Regions from separate parts of the Homo sapiens genome. Here region 1 is linked to region 2. The links are chromatin contacts, found by Hi-C in ENCODE. All regions are on one chromosome and are shown on one strand. The core of a region is the stretch at or near the end of the contact, and the rest is flanking DNA. Distances in the headings are between cores, read along the strand shown. Region 1 holds the start of GABRA6 (gamma-aminobutyric acid type A receptor subunit alpha6). Region 2 has its middle 24 kb from the start of MIR146A.

Evidence for each region. Hi-C counts contacts between places; a loop is a spot of excess contacts on that map. Pooled maps may share reads with other maps.
Region 1: a loop to region 2 is called in a map with no recorded cell type, with 3 times the contacts of the local background. The contact joins the promoter of GABRA6 here to the enhancer-like site in region 2. A Hi-C loop is called at or near these places in 3 of 168 maps with a recorded cell type or tissue (CD4-positive, alpha-beta memory T cell, GM12878 and MCF 10A), 11 of 37 single-sample maps with no recorded cell type and 7 of 50 pooled maps.

What each region holds. Positions count from the first base shown.
Region 1 is chr5:161,680,869-161,687,595 of GRCh38, forward strand. GABRA6 (gamma-aminobutyric acid type A receptor subunit alpha6) reads left to right here and starts at 4,853. Exons shown (of 9, transcript NM_000811.3): 1 at 4,853-5,159; 2 at 5,362-5,480; 3 at 6,068-6,135. The coding sequence starts at 5,122. GABRA6-AS1 (GABRA6 antisense RNA 1) reads right to left here. Exons shown (of 2, transcript NR_189170.1): 2 at 6,474-6,727.
Region 2 is chr5:160,505,515-160,512,749 of GRCh38, forward strand. No RefSeq gene overlaps it. Among named protein-coding and RNA genes, the nearest start is that of MIR146A, 24 kb to the left of the region's middle. RefSeq lists enhancers at 1-181, 663-722, 3,310-3,389 and a silencer at 1,295-1,344. Within about 2 kb of position 1,302, at least 7 of the 41 ENCODE cell types and tissues checked have a DNase peak (open chromatin) inside an H3K27ac peak, as active enhancers do.

The sequences.
Region 1 (6,727 bases), core at 3,603-6,102, 1.2 Mb after region 2:
TAGGAGTGAATAACTTACCATTTTATCATCTCTTTTACTTGTCAGAGAGGAGACTGGCTCTTCCTACAGAAGGTGATAGAAAACTTTAATCCAATGGTTTTTCCCAAATATCTATGTCCTTTTTCTTCTCCCCAGTTATGTACTTAATTTGGGAGGGAATAGTTTAATGAGATTAGTTCTGCTAATCTACTGTAAACTAATCTAAGTTTTTGGATGCAGAAAGATGGCTGATCCAAATAGCAGGTACTTCTTTGAACTTAGCCTGCAGAGCCTTTAGCACATTTTAGTTTTAATTATGAACTCTAGTCAAATTATTGCATGTTGCACTCATAATGTTCTCAACTGGGAAAAATAACTCCCCACTATAAAGCATTTTAAAATATGAAGAGAATATTTGGTTGTTAGCACGCATAGAGAACACTAGAGACACTCCGTGAGTAAGAGCAAGAGATCCTAAGTATGCTGAAATGTGTGGGACTGTCTCGCCTAGTGAGGAATTGCCCTTCTTCAAATATAAATAGCATATCCCATTGAAAACACTTCACTGAATATCAGTCTGTAAGAATTCTTAATAATTTATGACCATGAGATAAATTTACAAAATTTTTGTTTCATTTGAATTGAATTGATTTCTCTTAATCAAGAGACCACCTTTTATGTTTCTTGACTATTTTCATTGTGAATTGTAAACTTATATATATCCATATATCCATTGAAGTTATTGGCCTGCTTTTTACTTATTGTATATTTACATAGCAATCCTTTTGTAAATTTGCAAATCTAATCTTTATATTTGTGTTGCTTGCTTTAACTCCCTTAATAGTGTGCTCATTTAACATCCTTATTTGTCTCAGAAACATAGGTATGTTTGTATGTTTGGACAAGTAGCTACCCTCAATATATCATAAGGGGGAAATACTTACAAGAACACTATGCTGTGGAAATACTGTGAAATGAGTGGACTTGAGAGGCTAAATCATTCATCGAGGAACATTTTACTAAAGTTTGAGTGGTTTTATTCTAGAGCAAGTTTTCTCAGCATTGGTACTACTGATGTGTTTTGGCAAGATAATTATTTTTTGAGGGGACTGTCCTATGCATTGTAGGATAACAGCATTCCTGGCCTCTACACAATGGCTGCCAGGGTATATAATCCCCCACTTGTGGAGGAACACAATTTCTGTAGAAAGCACACTTCCAATGCTGTTTTTGAAAAGATCAATGGAGATTTTTAGGGAGAAAGTGCAAGTAAATGTTATCCAAGAGGCAATTCTGTAGCTAACTTGAATATTTGGTTTGTTTATATATGCATACATAGACATATTGATTTTTTGTATTATAAAAAGTGCCATTTAGTGTCTGGTGCCAAGTTTGCTCTTTCTGTGCAATAATTTTCTCTAATTAACACTACATCTTTAATAAGTCATTTTATATAAACAAAGCAGTGTTAGTGTGAGTGGTATATGGAATTAAAGTACAGGACACAAAAGGAATGATTTCACATTATTCTTTTACAAAATCCAGCATGTTAATAGCACTATCGTTGAAGATGATGGTAGTTCTAGGCTTCCCAGTGGAGATAAATAACAGAGCATGCAAGTGCTTGTCTAAGGTGATTCATAAAAGAGAAAATATTTTGGAGAAACAGCTATGAAATATGCAGGTATAAGATAGATATTCTCAAATTTGCCAAACGGAAGTAATTCTCTAAATGAGAGAGCTCTGATAACTGGTTTACGTAGTCAAAACGCTACATAAATATGACCATACATCTCCCAAAGTCGTAGCCATTGTCGAATTCTTAAACTCTTTTTTTTTTTTTTGCTAATTCCACAGGAGAATAATAATTGCAATCTAATTAACAGTGTTGCTAATAGATCTTGTCTGCCCGAATTCTGACAGAGATGTGTGAACAAGGGACTTCATTACATACAAATTCTCAGATTACAGAACTTGAGTATCTTAGATATTGCTAGGTCTATCACATTCTTTTAAAGGTAAGCTCAGCAGAGGGAAAATGACTAAGATTACATAGCTCATTATCCCTTCTAGCTCTACTAATATTTTTTCCTATTGAGAGTAAAAAAAGTCTTCCTTCTCTTACATTAATTTCTTATTAATTAAAACCTATGAAAAAATAAAATCAAGTGTGTTAATCTTTTGTTTAGAGACAACTGTAATTTATTAAGTGTTTCTTGTTGAAAAAATCATTTTAATGAGAAATTCTATAGGAATATTTGTAAAACTGTACAATATCATCCACGATTTTTTTTACATGTGAAAAAATTTCTGACAATCTGCAGAATGGGAGACAACTTTTGCAATCTATCCATATGACAAAGGTCTAATATCGAAATCTACCTGGAACTTAAACAAATTTACAGGAAAAAAATATTAAAAATTGGGTAAAGGAAATGAACGGACGTTTCTCAAAAGAAGACATTTATGCAGCCAACAAACATGAAAAAAAGTTCAACATCGCTGATCATTAGAGAAATGCAAATCAAAACAATGAGATACCATCTCACACCAGTCAGAATGACGATTATTAAAAATTCAAGAAACAACAGATGCTGGCGAGGCTGTGGAGAAATAGGAACTTTCTTCACTGTTGATGAGAATGTACATTAGTTCAACCAAGATAGCGTGACAACTCCTCAAAGACTTAGAACCAGAAATACCATTTGGCCCAGCAATCCCATTACTGGGTATAAAAGAATAAAAATCATTCTATTATAAAGATACAGACATGTGTATGTTCATTGCAGCACTATTCACAATAACAAAGACATGGAATCAACCCAAATGTCCACCAATGATAGACTGGATAAAGAAAATGTGGTACATATACACCATGGAGTACTATGCAGCCATATAAAGGAATGGGATCATGTCTTTGCAGGGACATGGATGGAGCTGGAAGCCATTATCCTCAGCAAAATAACACAAGAACAGGAAACAAAACAAAACACCACATGTTCTCATAAGTGGGAGGTGAACAATGAGAACACATGAACACAGGAAGAGGAAAAACAACACATGCTGTGGCCTGTTGGGGATGTGGGGAAAGGGAGAGCATCAAGTTAAGTAGTTAATGCATGCAGGGCTTAATACTAGGTGATGGGTTGATAGGTGCAGCACAACACAATGGCACACGTTTACCTATGTAACAAACCTGCACATTCTGCACATGTATCCTGGAACTTTAAATTAAATTAAATTTAAAAAAGAAAAAACAAAAACATTCGGTCTGAAAACCCTCACAAAGCTTTCTCTCTGATGACACAAATCAGAGATGAGTGGTAAACATTTCGATAGGAAAAAAAAAGAAACACAGATCTAAAAAAGATAACAGGGATAAATATAGGGTTCTCTGGTTGAAAAAAAGTTGTGATTAATCTGAAGAGAATTATTTCATAGCATCATATATACCAGATATTTAGGGGATTTAAGTAATAGCACACTTAATGTGAGTTGAAAATACATTGTGATCACCAGTGGTAGGAGGTTTAAAGGAGAATAAAAAGAATGAGTAGAGATGTGAAAATTGGATCCCATAACAAACACGAAAAGGTTTTAGGGGTGTTTCCCTTAAATTAGAGAAAACATTGTAGGTATCTTCATTTAATTGGCTGCCATGTGTCTTTCCCTGACAATAATGTATTCAAACGTTCCTCAAATGATTTATGTCATGTTCTCAAGTGTGACTGTTACGGCTGTGCTAGATGTCTGCAATAGTTACCATGGCCTTTGTAGAATTTGAATTCCAAAGGTACAGACTGTGAACTGGGTGAGTAAGGAATGAATTTGGCAGGAGGATGGTGAATTGAGACTTTTGATCCTCAATCTTATGTTCCTGAATTTAAATATCTGTGTGTATGTGTGTGTGTGTATAATATATATTATAAAATATAATATTTTATATTATATATATTTTTATAATATATATATTATATTATATTATATAAATATATTCTATATAATATATATTCTATATAATAGATATACACACACATATCTATTCACAATGCCTTTTAAAATTTTTTTATTTAATAAATTTTTTATTTAATAAATTTTTATTTAAAGAAAAGATTAAAAGTTTAAGGCTTAAATGAACTTTTTTTGACTACAACTTCCTCCTAGCAGAACTGAGAATAGAATGCTGTTTCTTGGATTCAGACATTTTCCTTTCAACCTGTGGCAAGCCTGAGAAAATAGTGCCAGAATCATCAACATTAACCACGTCTATAGATGCTTTATTTTTGCAACATTTCTGCATGAGGAGCCTTAACCTGCTATTTCTCAGGCATTGTCTCCTATAGGTGGCATTCAAGAAACTGACCAGGTCTCTAATGATAGCAGTAGATCCCACTTCTGTCTTAGCTTAAGATGACACACCTTTGACAAGAAGGGTCAGCAAAGTATCTTTAAAAAAATATTTAATCCACAGCAAGATGGCCGTGAGTTGTTCTGTTGTGTTACAAGTGCTGGTAAATAAATCATGAGCAATAATCTTTAAATACATAAGGGTGTGGCTGTAGCTAGTAATGCTGATGAAAATCAGAAAGGGAATCCAAGAGGGTCACAATAGTGTTAGACTTTTTAAACAGTAAGAGCTGTGTAGGAATCCTTCTGTGAACCATAAAAATAATAAACGCTGAGCCTATTGGAACATAATCTCAATCAGCAAGATGCCAATGCTTTCCAGATTTCCTCACAGGGCCCTGCTAATTCCATGCCAAAACTGGCAGTGGATTTCTTCCTTCTAATCTCCCTTAATGCCTTATTCGATTATTGTCACTGCTCTCCGACCATGCACTGTCCCTTCAGACTCTCCTTTCCCAACTGAGTCAGTCAGAGGAGCCTGGGTGTCTGCAGGACATAATCTAAGACCACAAACCACCTTGTTCCACGTGAGAAGGAAACAAGAAAGAAGGGAGCCAGGGGAATCCTGCAAATTTTTAGGCAACCTCTTTATCTATTGGATTACTGACTTGAGGCAAACAAGGAACAGAGATATGAAGGGTTTGAAAGATTTCTCCAGTTGATTGGCAGAGAAGAGCTGGCTAGCAGGGAGGACGACCCTAGGAGGGTGAATTCTGCATTTCAGTGCACTGCAGGATGGCGTCGTCTCTGCCCTGGCTGTGCATTATTCTGTGGTGAGTAAGATCCTTTTTCCTGATTTTTCTTTTTATCTCAGAGGAAAGGAAAAGTATACATCCATTGGGTGACTCCTATATCAAATCATGAAAGAGGCCAGAAGTGGTGTTGCATGTATTTGTAACAGGGTGGAATAGAGTAGATTAGACAAAACCTCTTCTCTGAGCCTGGGAGTAAGGATCATTGACTGTCTACACACAGGCTAGAAAATGCCCTAGGGAAACTCGAAGTTGAAGGCAACTTCTACTCAGAAAACGTCAGTCGGATCCTGGACAACTTGCTTGAAGGCTATGACAATCGGCTGCGGCCGGGATTTGGAGGTAAGAAGCTGCATCTTTGCTACACAAACACCTGTAGTTTCCTTCCTCCGTTTCTGCCCTTTGAAGACCCAGAAGAGTCAGAAACTAGGTAGTGGGAAGGGGCAGGGTACGGGAGAGAGACCATGGGTATGTTCCCATCCAGTCTCTGCCTCATCCACCATTAGTAGCCTTGTTCAAGTTATCTGAACTCTCTAAGCCTCATTTCCTAAATTGTAGTGTGGGTATATGATCAATGTTTGCCTCATAGAGTGGTATGAGTGCAAAATGAGATTATTCATGTAAAACAGTTTTATTAGCACTTTCCCATTAAAGCCATCAATATACATTAGTTATTATCATTTTCGTTAGAACGAATCTAGCTTCTTTCATTCTTTAATGTTCTCCCAATTGACTAGAATAAATTCTAAATAAGGCCACTGACATGAGTTTTCAGAGTTGAGAGACCCAAGGATCCCCACTACTGGAATGCAATAGGACACATTGCAGATACTGGCTATGATAAGTAAGGGGTTTGGTGGTAGAGGGCTGAGATCAATCCCCTTAACATCAGTGGTGATAATTGTTTCATCCCTCTGGGCTAATTTCAGGTGCTGTCACTGAAGTCAAAACAGACATTTATGTGACCAGTTTTGGGCCCGTGTCAGATGTGGAGATGGTGAGTAAGTTCTAAGTGAGTTGGGTGTTTTCATTTCGGGGAGGAGAGTGGAGTCCCAAAACTAATGATAATGGGCATTGCCGCCAAGCTTGGCTCCAGATTCATGACACAATATTTGTATTCATGCTGGGAGGGCATGACCATTAGAATGGATTCCTGGCTTAATCTTCACATTTCACTAAGGGCTTGAACATTTTAAGCTGAGGGACTTTTTAAAATTATGTCCTCTCTTCCATCCACATGCTATGCACTAATTCTTCCCTCCAAAGAGAAGAGATTTTCCCCTTTCTTTGTGAAGCTCCAGCAAATTTATTGGAGGAAGAAAAAAAACACACAGATCTTATTCCATATAAAAGTTTATTGAGTATGTCTATAAAACCTAAAGCATAATTGTCTTTTGTGGCAACATCATTATCAGTATATTTTATTAAAACAGTAAAGAGGTCATTTGGAAAGGCTGATGCTCTCCACCTTTTACATTGAGGATGGACCAGTAGGTGTTCTGGGGACTCTGTTCCAGGTACAGATGGCTGTAGCATTCATAAGAGGGTATTTATAGTAAGTAGCAATGAAAACTTGAACTCATCTTTTA
Region 2 (7,235 bases), core at 52-2,551:
TCTCTTTGGCTCTTCCCTTCTCTCCTGGGGCCTCTGCTCACCTGGCTTCTGGGGAAGTGTCAGACGTGTTCAGCTTCAGTAATCCTGCCACTTTCCCAGCCATGAGGAAAAATCTATGTGTTTATTATTATTATTGTTACTACTACTATTTAACATCTAGAAGCTTTTCCCTGACAAACAAAGAGTGGCCTTGGCTGCCTGCTACCTTGGCCAGGAGATAAGGGACAGGGCAGGCTGAGAACACAAGTCCTTTTTGGGGTCTGCTTGGCGTGTGGTGAAGCCAGGGGAAGAGAAGGGACAGTGGCCCAGTGTTAACACCACCAGGCCACCTGCCTGTGCCTTCTCACACAGAGTCAGGAACTCCAAAGTTCTGAGAAAAGGATCTAAGAAAGCAGGGAAACAGCGCTGGCCTGGGCCTGCCATACATACCCCCCCCACACATACACACACACATACCAGCAGTGAAGGCAGTGGAGAAGAGACCACCTCCTGTCAGAGCCAGTCCTCACAAGCGTGTACGCATCACAGTGGAGTTCTGGGCTCCCCGGCTGCTGGTTCCTCCAGCTTCCGCCTCTGGTTTCCCTCTTCCCTGGCCTGGGAACGTAGAAGGGTGCAGGGTGAAAGACTTGGTCTTCTACCGCATGGATTCTCTGAGCTGCCCCAGCAGGACCGTGACTCTCTGAAGCCTGAAACGATTTGAACAGCCCCCTGTCGGGCAGCTCCTCACTGGCTGATGTGGGCTTGAACATGTCAGTCATGGAGAACTCACCACTTCCTGAATCTCTCCATTGCAGTCTTGGATGGTTCTAGAGAGAGGAGCAGAACTGGAATATGTGGCTACAGCTATGTGAATTGACAGCTTCTGGGCTTTGAACCGCAAATTCCTCTTTCACTTAAAAATCCTTTGGGCTCTTGCCCTTTGTGTCTCTAACTCTTGGGACGTTTTTCTTAGGGACAGGCTTCCAGTGTCCCATCTAACACTTGGGTGAGCTGGGCCCGTTGTTCGTGGGAAGGGGTGTAAGTGTAGGGGAAATCCATTTGTCACAAGAGAGAATCAGGTAGGGGAGGGACAAGGTGACTTCTGAGGTTCTGTTCTTATGCATCTGGACTCCCACCTTCCCTCATTCTATGAAGAAGCTGGAGAGTCCGTCATTCTTGGACCTTTCCCTCAGTGCAAGGAAAACAAGTTGGAGAAGTGACAGTGTCCTGGGATGAGCCCAGCAGCTTTCTTTCCTTTCTCACTCAGCCTCTGTCTCTCTCCCCACAACCGTTTCCTGCCTGGGGCGGTACAGCCAGCAGCCAGTGCGCCTGAGCCCTGTTATTTAAAATTCAGCCGTCACCATGGCAACCTGCATCTTGCTCCATTTCAACCAGAGATACAAAGAAGCAGTGAAAGGGAAAGTTTAATAATGTTTTCTTTTTTTTCTTTTTTTATGAATCTCACTGACTGTCCATCTTTTTGTGAAATAGAAATGTTTCATTTTAGTGGCATTATCAAAATGTCATTCGTTTTCAGACCCCGTGGCTTCTGGAGGGTCAAAGTCATCACTTGCTTTCTAGGGCTGCCGCTGTCACCCCGTTTCCCCCTTCAGAATGGATGATGAGTGTTATTCCGCATTTAGGCTTTTTGAAAGATTTGAGGTTGGACTAAGTTTAGAGAGTGTTTATGGCTTTATTCTCCCTTCCCTTTCCCTGGTATCAAATCTCAGAGTCACGGCAAGGTAAAAAAAGCTAGAAGAGTCTTTAAAGATCACTGACTCTGGGGTGCCATTTTTGTTTCAGTGTGTGTAGTACCTCCTCCCCAGCATTCTGAGAGTGCTTCCTCATTACTGTCATGGAGCTTGGCCTCTGGGTGGTGTTTCTGTGATTCATGTGGAGCCAAGAATTTCCCGTAACCACTGTGACTGGCTCATGAATGAGTATACGGCCCAAAAGGTATGGCTGAGCTGCAGTTCTGGGTCTGAGAGAGAGCCTCTTTATTTTTCTGCTGAGGGGATGAAAGCCTGGAGCTGCCAGAGACCCTCACAGAGAAGGAACTTGCCTACAAGTGGAGTGAACACAAAGGGAAGCAGAACTGATGGATGGAGAAGAGAAACCAGGCTTGGATGACGTTGCTTGATATCTTAGATCGAGGCAACCCTGAATCCATGGCTTTGCAGTTTCATGAGCAATATATTCCATTTTTTTACTTTAAGCCAGCTTCAGCTGGGGTTTCTGACAGCAGAACGCCACGACTTTGATGTTACATACCTCAAGCTCCTTCTTTTACAAATGAAAGCATGGAGACCCAGTGCAGGGAGGTAGCATCCAAGGTCACACAGAGAGGCAGCTCTGAAGGTCAGGTCTCCTGGTGTCTTCAAAGCCTTTCTGTCTGCTGTCCTTCGGTCCTCTGTTTTCAGGCAGATTCTGTTACCTTTGCAGGAACAAAAGCTGAGCCTATGGATGCTCATGATCAAAAAGTATAATTACGGTGAAGACCCTTGCTCAGCTACTCATCCCAGGGTGAGGGTGAGCATTTGGGGTGATGTCCAAGGAAAGTGTCCACCCTCGGCTTGTACAAGGAAAGTGCTCACAGTTGGCTCTGCATAGCCCTGTGGACAGACCCTAGGTACACTTTGCCTGTTTTCTTCATTGAGACAAGATCTGTTTGTTCAGTCTGCAAACAAATGTCACACATTCAACCAACACTTACAATTTTATTAATTTAATTGAACAGCATTAATTGAGGGCCTCCTATGTGCTAATCACTGTTTTGGGGGCACAGATTCAATGGTCAATAAAGGGAGGCTCAGTGCCTAAGCTCATGGAGCTTATATAATTTACTGTGGACATGAAAATAACCAGAGATACATAAAACTAAGGACTGTGAAAAAGTCTTATGCTTGGAAATTTCCCCATACCATGAGAGCATAAGACGAGGGCCCATCTCATTTTCAGAGTTGGAAGGAGCCTTGAGCTGATATGGGCAGAAGGAGCAGGAGTTAGATGAGCAAAGGGAGGTGTGGTTGGGGACTAGGGGACTGAACCTTCAAAGCTGGGAAAAGGGGAAGGCAGGACTTTGAATTAATTCATGCCAGTGTTGACAGGGGGCACCATCTGCCAATGTCCTTCTCTTTTGCCACTTTAAGTCTTTCTGTTCCTGCCCTATAGATTCTCTGAGCCCCCTTATTCCCATGACTCCCTAAGTCAGTTATATAATCTATTTTCCAGCCCAGGACCTTGGATGCCTAAGTTAAGATCTGTTTCGTGCTAAAGACTAGATAGTAGCGTTTTTGTGTGTGAGACTAAACATCATTCCCATGATAACGAGGTCTGCTTTTAAAGAGAAAGATGTGGGTTGCCTTTATCCTTCCTGAAAAGTGCTATAACTTCTCAAATCTAACTTCCGTTTGATTTGCTGTCTGCTGGTGAATGTGACTGTAGTAAAGTTTATTGCCACTAGAGGGCAGGAACACCAAGGCAAAGGACTGAGAAGCGTGAGACCAGGGCTATGAAGTCTGCAGGCACACCCAGATAAGCCGATAGGGTTTGCACTGGTGTGGGACGTGTCAAATTCCAAGCCCAAACTCTGCGTGTCTGAATTCAGATACATCGTCTACACACTCAGATGATTTCATTCTGCATACTGTAATCACTATAGATGCTGGTGCCAGCAAAGAAAGAATAAAAAAGGACTTTTGGTGGGGGAGGTTCCTGCTGTTTATAAAACAACGAAATAATGTGTTGAATTTCACCTTAAAGAGTCCTTTAAAATGTTCCCAGGAGTCAGAGGACCCCAATGTTGGTTCTTAATGTGCTGTGTGACCTTGCTTAAGAAATGAAACTCCTCTGGGCCTAAATTGCCCCTTTGTAAAAGGATAACATGGTGATGTGAAAAGACTCTTCTGATTCAAAGAAGAGAAGTGGTAAAGATGATTGAGACTGGAGAACTGCCCACTTAGATGCCTATTTGTGATTTGTGTGATTTCTAATTCTGGGGGCTCTTCATACTGAGGGAGCTTTATTTTCCTGACTCATACATTTTTTTTTTTCATTTCAGCAGTTGAGTATACTTTAACAGAAAGGAATGAAGAGCTAAGGGTGGAATTTTGGCAGGTGGTGAAGGAGGTACTGTTGGTTCTTTCAAATCGCACCATGACAGTCAGTATTCTCTTTGCCTTTGATGAGGATGAGACTGATATGGGAGACTTGGTGAATATCTGTGAGAGTTACGTGTCTCCCTGAAACTCAGATTAAACCCTCCATTATCCTGGAATCCAGAGCCTTATTGTACTAGCTCATGAACCTGTCAGCTTGAGAATAAGTAGGGTGGAAACAGGACTGCTCTGGGAATGAGGGATGATATATAATGTTTTTCCTGCCGCATCATTCTAGAATGATGGACTATCTCTACGAGGCTAGGCCCCAACAAGAGGTGGAGCTTCTGCCTAAAGCCACCATCTTTTTCGAAGAGTGTCCCCCCAGGTGACTAGGTCTCTAAGGACCTAAGCTCCCTTTGGTACTCCTCTTGCTGCCTCAAGCTGGGGAAAGATGGTGGTTTGGGCTCTACCTCCATGTATTTGGGCATGAAACATCATGAAGACAACAAACCAAAACAAAGCAAAACAAGCCACAACACAAATCCTATATAAAAACCTCCTTTCTCTGGCAGTCCCAGTTTCTGGGGTTCACATTCCCAGAGAAGTTAGTCCCAAAAGACAGAGGGAGAGAGGTCAGCAGGAGTGAGATGAGGCTCTGCTTGGATTCCCCTTCCTCTCCAGACCTTTGTGGACCACCCTCCAGCTCTCTGTGGTCTTTCTCTCCCATTCCACAGCTGCCTGATTGACGGTGAAGGGCTGCTCCATGCTGCTGCTGCCATTCTCACTTAGCAAGAGATTATAAATGCCTTCAGTCTCAATTAATATAGATTAGCACCATTTTCCCCCCTCTACAGATTATTTTAATGGAAGTTCATTTTTTTGTCGGGTGGTATCAGCACCACCATTTTTTTTTTTTTTTTTTGTTCTTTTTGAGACAGAGTCTCACTCTTGTTGCCCAGGCTGGAATGCAATGGTGCGATCTCAGCTCACTGCAACCTCCACCTCCTGGGTTCAGGCGATTCTCCTGCCTCAGCCTCCCAAGTAGCTGGGATTATAGGCCAGTGCCACCACGCCCAGCTAATTTGTGTATTTTTAGTAGAGACGGAGTTTCACCATGTTGGCCAGGCTGGTCTCGACCTCCTGACCTCAGGTGGTCCACCCACTTTGGCCTTCCAAAGTGCTGGGACTATAGGCGTGAGCCACCGCGCCCAGCAGCACCACCATTTGTAATGATTGCAGAGTGTTCCGTTGTGACAGCTCCACGATTTCCTTAACCGTCTGCTCCCCACTGATGCTGCGTGGCCTCTCTGCATCTTGTCACGGGTAAAATCACAAGATCTTAGGGATCATCCTCTCTGGACAGGCTTTTCGTTTTACAGAGAAGGGAGATGGCTTTGAGCTGATGGCAGACTAGGACTAGAATCCAGGTTTTTGGATTTCCCACCCGCTGCCCTTTTCACTCTGCCAGGCTTATTGAGTGTAGGCATAAAGGAAAGACAAAGGGACCTCACAATCCTATGTGCTAGACAATTTACAGACAATGAACACAAATGTCCCCTTACACATTTTTGTATTCTCTTCCATGCTTCTACTAGTAAGTGTCCAAAATACTGTCCCCCGCTGATTGCCTGTTGGACACATTTGGTCTGACCCTCCTTCCTGTGCCCCAAAGCAGCATTTAAAACCCCTCCATACCCTTTCCCAGTTCTGTCCCCTCTCTGCATCCCCCAGGGATTAAATTTCCCAAGGGCAATTGCCACACAGAGGCAGCAACCCAGTCACAAGATGGCTAAATATAACTGTGCAGACTGCAAATAAGCCTCCGGGATCATCTGCTCCTTTGTTTAGCTTATTATCCTCCCAAATCAAACTCCAGAGGAGGCTCGCGCATCGTCCATGTTGGGCAGGACCCGTTGGGTGGATGTTTGTGTCCGACAGGAAAAACCAAACAAACGCAACTCTGCTGTGAGCCGAGTCATTCCTCTTCCCCAGTGGAGCAGGACTTGCTTTTTAGATAAAGCCAACAATCCCCAGGTTTTGATTTCCAAAGCAAATCACTGAGAATCACATCAATATTGGGAACAGATGCAACAGTCTGGCCGACCAGCTGTGTGCAGCCGAGCAGCCAGGGATGTGGAACCAGGAACAAAGAGGTGCTGGCACTGGAATGTGCTTCATCTCTGCTGTCTCTGCCTCCCTAAGGGAGAAATGGACCATGTGGTGGGCAGGGGCATCCAGGGTTCTGGGCTGTGCAGGCAAACCAGAACTGGAGATACGGAGACAGTCACCCCCAGAGACACACGTTTGCAGGTGGCAATTCTGATCCATTAGTGATGTCTGATGTGGACCCAGGTCTGGTGTAACAGGCGTGCTCTATATTTCATCTGTGTTTTAGACAAAACCAGTATCAGTACGTAGGATTTCATAGAGGGTAGGGTGGAGCTGGGTCTCCACGAAGCTCCAGGCTTAACTGAAGCCCAAAGCTGTCCCTCAAGGAGGACTGTTTTTTCCCAGAGACTGGAGGTCTACTATGAATCTTGGATGGTAGTGGGGACAAGGAACAGGGAACAACCTGTACTTGGAAAGGACCTGGAGTTTGATTTCTATCATGAAAGGGCACTGATGATGTCCATTGCTCATCAAATGGATACTTTTCAATATTTATCCTAAATAAATCCTTATCAGCACTTGATGCTACTGGCCAGTTCTTCCCTCCATTGGTTGAGATATGATTCTGCCTTTTCTTCTGTCTCTCTTGTCTCTCCTTTGTTTCTCTAGAGGTTCCATCCTCCTCTGCCATTAAATATCAGGATTCCTTCATGCTTGGCCCCAGGCCCACTTCTTCTTCCACCCGGTATTCTTTCTCTGGGCGATCTCTTCCAGCCCATTGCTTCCATTCCCACCCCCATGCATATACTTCTTTTATATCTTGAGCCATGCATACCTCTCAGCTCCAGTGGCCTCTCTGCCACCTTGACTTGGATGTCTCTAACTCACCCTGTTGGAAAATGAGTCTGTGATCTTCCATCTGTGCCTCACCTACCTGAATCTCTTCTAGTGTTTCCAGACTCAGAGGACGACGCCACCATTCACTTAAATAAGCCAGAAATCTCACCTGAATACCTCTCTGTCTGTTTCCATGTCTAATCCATCATC